2 separate regions of the Homo sapiens genome follow, and region 1 is linked to region 2. The links are chromatin loops, found by intact Hi-C in ENCODE. Cell type or tissue: ascending aorta. All regions are shown on one strand. Links, peaks and the distances in the headings refer to the core of each region. The heading gives the core; the rest is flanking DNA. Region 1 overlaps LOC105375977 (a long non-coding RNA gene). Region 2 has its middle 140 kb from the start of LINC01235.

The links. Peaks named below come from ENCODE experiments on the same cell type or tissue, not always from the same donor. Only the 100,000 strongest peaks of a DNase experiment are listed, where the experiment ranks them.
Region 1: it touches region 2 in a loop (4-fold over the local background); 3 of 110 quality-filtered maps call a loop at or near these places.

What each region holds. Positions count from the first base shown.
Region 1 is chr9:13,483,246-13,487,645 of GRCh38, forward strand. It overlaps LOC105375977 (a long non-coding RNA gene), which reads left to right. Exons shown (of 4, transcript XR_929484.3): 4 at 3,858-4,262. Among named protein-coding and RNA genes, the nearest start is that of LINC01235, 54 kb to the left of the region's middle. In ascending aorta, for the core only: CTCF peaks have their summits at 1,924 and 2,153; DNase peaks (open chromatin) are centred at 1,132 and 1,956; H3K4me3 peaks cover 538 bases; H3K27ac peaks cover 2,214 bases.
Region 2 is chr9:13,568,553-13,572,952 of GRCh38, forward strand. No RefSeq gene overlaps it. Among named protein-coding and RNA genes, the nearest start is that of LINC01235, 140 kb to the left of the region's middle. In ascending aorta, for the core only: no CTCF peak of the experiment used is centred there; a DNase peak (open chromatin) is centred at 2,225; H3K4me3 peaks cover 868 bases; H3K27ac peaks cover 2,689 bases.

The sequences.
Region 1 (4,400 bases), core at 169-4,168, 85 kb before region 2:
CTCCTCAGGGATATCTTGTAGCAAACCTTCCAGGTTCCTCTTTTCATTGAACAAAAGGAGTAAGAGGATCTTTTTGTTTAATCAAAACAAGCCCTTTCTCTTGGATGACGATTCTGGGGAATGGTTGGACAAACCTGCATGTGATATTCAGAGATTTGAGGAGACAGGAGAAACAGATAAACTAACTCCTTTTTTCTGAGATTTGAATGGAGGTTGTGGGTTAGGTTAGCTACAACCAAGGCCTAATGAGTGTAAATGCCTACAATCTTATTTCTACATGGGTAAGGACAGAAAGAAGTATAACAGAGTAGAAACCAAATGACTATGCCTGGCCTGAGTAAAGGTGAGGAGAAAAGGGGGAACGGTGGTTATATATCAGGAAAGAACTAGTCCTGATCTTGTCTTGTGGCCTACAATGGGATTGTGAATATGGTTAAACAAAGAGTTAGATGTACAAGGAACTAGTATATTTGGGGTCTCAGGCTACTAATGAATGGGTTCTCTGAAGTGAGCATGACATCAGGGAATAGTCTTCGAGTGAAGAACTTGCTACTACAAAAAGGGCTCCAATCTGGCCTTCATGGTAAAGACCAGAACAGGGGGAGTATAGCTATATTCTGAGAACAATATTTACCTTCCTGCCACCAAGATATCCCATCAGAGTCCCTTCGGTGTTTGGCAATTTCCAATCAGCTCTGCTCCAGAAGCAGCACTAGTTCCCACAGCCTCCTTTTTCTCCTGGAGAAAATTTGGCTACATGATTTCCAATGAGCTTTCCCCCAAGAGAGCCACAATTCCACTTTGGCCCCTTTCTCCACCAATGTTGACTCATAAAGCAACCAAAACTGGAAATGTTCACTGTTCCACTACTCTGGAGCATCTTCATATGCTGTGGGATAGCTGGTAAGGTAATGAAAAGAATTTGGAAACCAAGGGCTCTCTCTGTTTTGCTAGACAGTTCCCATTGCCAGGTGTCACTGGTGAGCAAACATCACTTTGGTCCCTTTACAAGTTACTGGAGCTGACTTTCCCTCAGCCACTTTTCTTTGGGCATAGCCGGAAAAGACCATATTATATTCTGCAGCTAGCAACTTCCAGCAACAGGCAGCACATGGAGAAATGACTCAAGTAGACTAGATTCCTCCCATCTCTTAGCCCCCAGAGAGCATATTGCCAAATCTCTGGCAATATTTGGGAGGCAGTTGAGGACTTGGTGGATTAGCCTAAACTTTATGACATACCTGGCTACAGGGACCTGACAAGGGTACGTAAGTTGCATCCTAAACCATAAAATGGCGAACCTTAGCTAGGCTTGCCTTCTACTTCTTCACTTCCTCATGCATTATGGACATTTCCCATATTGCTACTTGGTTTTCTGTATTTGTTTATTGAATGATCTTTATAATTATAATTTGATTGCAGCATAATGATTCCCTTAAGAGGGTGTGCAATAATTTGTTAGGCATTCATTGATTGCTGGATATTTTGGTTTTTTCCAATGTTTCATGATTATAAATAATGTTGCAAAGATATGCCCATCGCTTCTTTTCTTATTTTAAATCATTTCCCTAGTGTGCATTCCCAAGAGTGGGATTACTGAGTCAAGTGTAAACATTTCAGTTAAAGAAATCCAAGGGGAAGAACACATTCTATACACTTGAAAAGTAAACTATGAATCTGGAAAATACCAGTTGACTGGGGCTGAATCTGCACCATTTGCATTAATTTAAAATGAAGGTAAACCTTCCTCTTCTATAACTAAGTCCTGTGAAATAGCATCAACCACATAGGCTCTACCAACACGCTGACCAAACAGACTTAACTGCAGGCCTGTGATACAGCACAACAGAAATTATCTCACCCTTGGGTTCAGTACAACATCCAATTGCATTATCATTTTCCCAGTAAATAGCGCTTGCCATCTCTAACTACAGCTGTGTGAAACCAACAGCGTCCACTTGGCGGGGAATCACATTCCAAAGTGTTACTCAAGTATTGTCCAGAAATAAAACTTAAATCATCTCTCCTGGCTGGCTGAGTGTAAGGTACTTTCTATTTACCAAAGGCTAAAATCATGCCTTTTAAGCAAACTTTGGCTTTAAGTATCAGTTTTCTGACAGGGGAGGGTATTTTTATGGCCTCAGAATGTAAGGTGAACTCACAAAACTCTTCCTTCTTCCTCTTCCCATGGTTTTTGGCATTCAGAATGTATTCCTGGAGCTCTACCTAAAGGCAAATTCCACAGTTGTCTTACCATCTCCCAAGGGAAACATATTTCACAATAGTTACACTAAGGTAATATTTGTTTCACATCAACAAAAATTTATTGAGTGTGTATGCAGCAAGGCATATAGGAAGAATATGGGCTTGACTATCGTACATACTTGCTGTGTATCCAAAGACATTTATGAAATTTTCCTAAATTCCAATGGCCTCATCTATTAAATGAAATGAACAATGCCACCTTCACGAAGTAATTGTGAGTTACAAATAATATAAATGAGAAAAGTGCTCAGTATACAATAAGCAGTCAATACATGTGAATTCTTTTTCCTGGGTCCTAAATGGAATACTGAAATGAAAGACACAGTTTCTGTTCTCAAAGCCTACAGAATAGCAGATGAGCACAAACATAGCTATGATACCAAACAGCCTGTGACAAGTATCATAAAACAAAAACAAAGTTTGGAGAGAAAGAACAAGGGGAGAGAGAGATGTCTACAGAGTGGTCTAGAGTCAGTACTAGATATGTTTTAGATAGCAAACTGAAAATAAGCATGGATCTGGACTCAGCGGTCATGGGTTTCACCGAGTAACCTAACTTCTTTGAGACTAAGTTTCTTCATCTGGAAATGAAAGAACTTAGATTCCCACTTTACAGAGATTGAAAAGCATAATTCTCTTTTGTAACTATAACATTATTTGTATTTTGTTAGTTATTTTAATAATGAGAACTCCAAATTTAAGTATCTGGATGGCTAGGTGCGGTGGCTCACACCTGTAATCCCAGCACTTTGGGAAGCCAAGGTGGGCGGATCATCTGAGGTTAGGAGTTCAAAACCAGCCTGGCCAACATAGTGAAACCCAAACTCTATTAAAAATACAAAAATTAGCTTGGTAGTGGCCCATGCCTGTAATCCCAGCTACTCAGGAGGCTGAGGCACGAGAATCTCTTGAACCCGGGAGGCAGAGGTTTCAGTGAGCTGAGATCGTGCCTGGGCAACAGAGTGAGAATCTGTCTCAAAAAAAAAAAAAAAAAAAAAAAAAAGTATCTGGGAATGCTTTAAGAAGGTGGTGGAATATGAAATAAATAAATTTTATAAAATGGGTTGGGTGTTGACCACATATTAGAAGAATCAGCTGAAGGAGCAGTTTAAGTAAAAGATCTTGGGTAAGAAAATGTACCATCGGATGAGTGAATGATTTAAATGGAAAAATACTGTAAAGTTACTTGAATCCATATGGGATATACTTCGTATGGATAGTTACCTGAGCATGCATTTGTGTGTTATTTGACATCAGGGGAAGCTCTTGACATTTTTTAAACGAGAAGTAAAGCCACTCTCGTCTCAAATTTTAGAAAATAATTCTCACAGTGGTAAAGAGACGGCACAATCCCCATCCTTTGTTGAAAAACCATGTATATTACACATCAAGGAGTCAGCAATTCAATTAAAGAGGTTAGTTTTAAACATCCTGTGGCCTGAATTATGGTCTCCAAAGATGTTTATATTCTGAGGCCCAGAACATGTCAATATGTTATCTCACAAGAAAAAAATAAGTAAAAGGAGGAAGGGGAGATTTTGCTGGTGTGATTAAGGATCTTCTGATGGAAATATTATTTTTGGATTATCCAGGTAATCACAAGCGTACAGATAACAGGCAGGCAGGAATGTGAAAATCAGAGAGAAGAGAGATGTGCACCAGAAGCTGGAGTAATGTGCTTTGAAGATGGAGGAAGGGACCATAAATCAAGGAATGCAGACAGCCTGTAGAAGCTGGGAAAGGCAAGGATGTGGATTCACTCGAGTCTCTAGAAGAAACGCAACCCCGCCAACACCTTGATTTGAGGACGTCTGACCTTCAGAATGAGAAAATGATACATTTGTGTTGTAAGCCACCCAGTTTGTGAAATATGTATCAACAATTGAAAACTAGTACATAGTCAAATACTCAATCTCTGTTTTTTTTAGCTTATCATTTTCAATCTCTGTCTCCAACCCACAAACCACATGCATCATAAATAAATTAAAATACCAAAACTTTTCTTCTAGAATTTTTTTGGGAATACAAATTCATATCATTGAACTAAATATTTTAGAACCCATAAAAAAGGTCAGATTTAATCTTTAAAAAAATCCAAGATCTGTGTGTAAGTGGTGCTTTTGCCTACTTGGTTT
Region 2 (4,400 bases), core at 328-4,327:
TGTGAGAAGGCTGTGTGTGATCAGTATTTTTGTCCTATCTCTATGAAAGATGACTTTCACATTCTCCAGTTTGGGCTGGTCACTGATGAAGTCACTGCTGGAAATGGCTCAGCCGTGCTGGGCAGCAGAGGGGGCAGATGTCTTTCTGTTTTATTCTTCATTTTTAATGTGCCCCGTGGCAAGCCTTAGTTCCTTCTCTCTGTTGGTCTTGAACCTTTACCTTTATTCTTCGCTTACTCCCATTGTTTTTTTTTCCTGCTGTCACTTACGGTGGGCTCGGGGAACAATGTTGCAGGAACATAGAGCTTTTGAGGGAAATGTAAATCGCCGGCGACACTGAGTCCCGTCTGTTTTCTCATCGGAAAGCAGCATTTCAGAGAGCTGAACTGGCGACACTGCTTGGCGAAGACACGCCGAGTTCAGGAATATTCCCTGTTCCCAGGCCCTGGTTGTGTCGAAGTGGGACTTTCTGAAGAGGGGGCACTCTGGGAGAGACGGGAGCAAAGGGGCACTTTCAGAAGCAGATGCTCCTGGCTTCGGAAGGAAAGCTGCTCTAATCGGAGTTCAGCCGTCTAGCAGACAATCCACAGCTTTGGAGAGAGACAAACAAAAAAGAGTCTCTTAGTCTAGTGCATAAATGTAAGAGGCTTGTCTTAAGTGTGTGTGCAGGACTCTAGCAGGGCTAAAAATGTTATGCAGAGTTTAAAGTGAGGCATTGTTTAGGTTTTAATGAAGGCAACCAATTTTTAACAACAGAAGTTCTGTTGCTGAATCCCCCTCCCCTTCGCCCTCAACATTCAGTTCCTCTGCCCCTGCACCTGCTTTCATTTTTGGCTTCTTGGCACTGATGTTCACAGAGACATCAGCTGGCAGTGGCAAACCGCTAAAAGCTCCCCTGCAATGCAGCTCTGCAAATGCCAGCCATTTATCCACTGGTGCATGCCAGCTTAACGTAAGGTCTCCCTTTCTCCCTCCAGCCCCAGCCCCCTCGGCCCCCCAGTTTTACTTCCAAATGACAGTAAATGATCCAAAGTGAGCAGTGGTTTGGCCCTTTGAGTATCCATTAAGTGTGGCCACATCTATTTGCTGCATCTATTTGCTGTGATTATAATATTTTGATCCAAAGAGTGTTGCAGAAAATTTAGATGACAATACTATTTCTTCTGTTCAATAAAGAGCTATTGGCCCACAGGCTCATTTCTCTCTCCCCAGCAGATGGTGGGATAGTTTCTTGAGGTCTCTTTGACTTGAAATAGCCTTTTTGTTTTTGTTGCTTATTGAGAGCCAGTTGCCCCAAATTTATTGAATAAAGACATCCACTTTTCAGTTTAAGCTAAGCTCCAATAGATAAATACTGACTTGGAATTGGGGACTGATGGACAAGCTGGAAAGGCAAAGGGGCTGTTGGAAGTTAAGTATTCAGCACAAGGCTTTGCAGTTTCAAAAACGATGCTTTTAAGTTCTCCATTCACCACAACAATTCTGGCTGTATACTGAGAGAGTGTGAGAAATCTGTGAGAAATTCGACATATATTTATTTTTCTTGGAAATTAGAGAATATCTTCACAGTGTACACTCTGAAGGGCTTTTGTTTTGTTTTGTTGTGTTTTTAATGATCTAAACCATCTGGGGAGTTGATAAAGGATGTGATTTTTACAAGCTGAGTTAGCAAAGCCTATTGCTAAATCCCAAACCTTTATCCAGCCTACAGATAAAACCAGGGTGGGAGAGCTTCCCTTCCAGCTCTGAAACACTATGATCCCACGTATGCCAAATGTTTTAGTATCTGGGTGGTAAGAAAAATAGAGAACTGACTAAGGGAGCCTGGCCCAAGGATCCAGAAATGGACATTACTTTTTCTTCTTCTTTTTTTTTTTAAGATTGGTGGAGATCACAAATTTCCAGAAAATGTGTCTGAAAAATAAGCCAGCATCATATTTTATCTGGGGCCTTTATGGTCTTTTTTTATCCAGGGACAGGAATTAGCACTTGCCAGTATTTCTTAGTCATCTACTTCTCAAATCTGGAGTCCAAAACCTGTCTTATAATACTAGACACAGCAGGTTCCCACGTAGAATTACAGAAGTGCTTTAATTGTACCAGTCGTCTTGCAATAACCATGATCTTATACAAGAATGTCTGTGTACTTGGAGTTTATGACAAATGTCCAGTTAGGCTTCTCAGGGTTCACAGTCAGCATTTGGGCCAGCCATGTGAATGAGATAGAAAAATCAGGAAATTCATTCCCAGAAACAGACTGTACACTGCCAGTGTTATTATGTCATGTTTTTAGACTCAACCCTGTCTTTTATTTTTATTTTTTTGAGACACAGTCTTACTCTGTCACGCAGGCTGGAGTGCAGTGGCAAGATCTCAGCTCACTGCAACCTCCACCTCTGAGTTCAAGTGGTTTTCTTGCCTCAGCCTCCCAAGTAGCTGGGATTACAGGCACGAGCCACCACACCTGGCTAATTTTGATTTTGTCTTTTTGTGTGTTTGTTTGTTTTTACTAGAGACAGGGTTTCACCATGTTGGCCAGGCTGGTCTTGAACTCCTGATCTCAGCCTCGACCTCCCAAAGTGCTAGGTCGTGAGCCACTGTGCCCAACCCAACCCTGTCTTTTCTCTGAGTTCATTCTCCTCTTTTCTAGTTATCCACTGTAAGGTACACAAGACTGAACTGAAAGTTACTCCTTTCTATTTGAACACAAGCATGATGCAAGTTATAAGTTGCTCATGGTACCTAACTAGAAGTCTGACACTATTTCCAAGGCTTGTTCATCCATGAATTGCTATTCTCTATGAGACCTGTGTGTTAATAAATCAATATTTAATTAATAGCTATCACATGCTGCTTATATGTTTTTCAAACATAGGTAAATTGTGTCAGAAATGTCATTTTAATACTTCATCTGGCTGGGCGCGGTGGGTCACGTCTGTAATCCCAGTACTTTGGGAGGCCAAGGCGGGTGGATTGCTAGAGCTCAGGAGTTTGAGACCAGACTGGGCAGCATGGCAAGACCTTGTCTCTACCAAAAATGCAAAAAACTTAGCTAGTTATGGTGGCATGCACCTGTAGTCCCAGCTACTTGGGGGGCTGAGGCAGGAGAATGACTTGAGCCTGGGAGGTCAAGGCTGTAGTGAGCCAAGATCGTGCCACTGCACTCCAGCCTGGGTGACAGAGAGACCCTGTCTCAAGAAAAAAACAAAACAAAACAAAAACAACTTAATGTCTAAGATGCTTTTGAAATTAAGGATCCAGCTAAACATTCAGGGGTTTCCCCCTTCTGCTGGATGGAGCCATGTTACATTGAAGAAACCCAGGAAGCTAGAGCTGGAGCTAGAGCTGGGGGTAACTGTTACAAGCATTTCACAAGTAATGCGAAGTCTTCCAAGTAATGTGGAAGACTTTTGGTAATACTGCTGACTTTCACAGTTGTTTGCTTATTTCACAAAGCCAAAGAGCTATATTACCCTGTATTCCTCACTGTAGCTCTGATGTGTTTCCAATACTAGAAGAAGGAGTATAATAGGCGATGGGCCATAGCATAGCATATCAGAACTTCCACACCTAAAATGTCCTTCAAATGATTTTTCAAAGTCCTTTAGCCTCTCTGAAACTTGGGTTTCTCATCTGCAAAATGGGAATGAAATTATATTGACTCTTGCCAATTCACAGGCTTGTTGTAAGGAACAAATTAATCTTTATTAACTTTAGATCACTATACAAATGTTCATTATTATAACTATTATTTGTGTTACTGCTTTGTAAACCACACAAGGCTATATGATTGCCAGTTATAATAATTATTATTTACATTAGAATTGTGTTGGCAATGCCTTACCAAATCTGGCCTTCTTCCTCTTTTCCCTAATTCAGAGTGGCTCCATCCAAACAGTTGAATGAGCTTTGACACCACCCTCTCCCTCATTTCTCATATTTTATCTATCTTAACTTCTATTGATTTTGAACTTCTTCAAGCTGAAGGAATTTAGGGCAACACATTGTATTCAGATCTGATGTGTAGTGGTTCCTAGCTCAACATTGAATAATTGAATACATTTATAAATATTTTATAGGTATTCGTATCCCACTTTAATTCAAAAGAAGGATTTAAGGAAGGTTATATGACACATAAATACAACAAATTAGCATATGAAAGAGGTAGCTGGGAAATACAAAGATAAACTAATGGTAGGTACCTGAAACAGAATCAGGAATAAGATTAATACAAAGTCCTAACATTGAGTCCTTTTTTTAAAATTTATTTTTTATTTCAATAGGTTTTGGGGTAACAGGTGGTGTTTGACTAATTTCTTTAGTGGTGATTTCTGAGATTTTGATGCACCCATCACCCATGCAGTGTACACTATACCCAATGTGTAATCTTTTATCCCTCA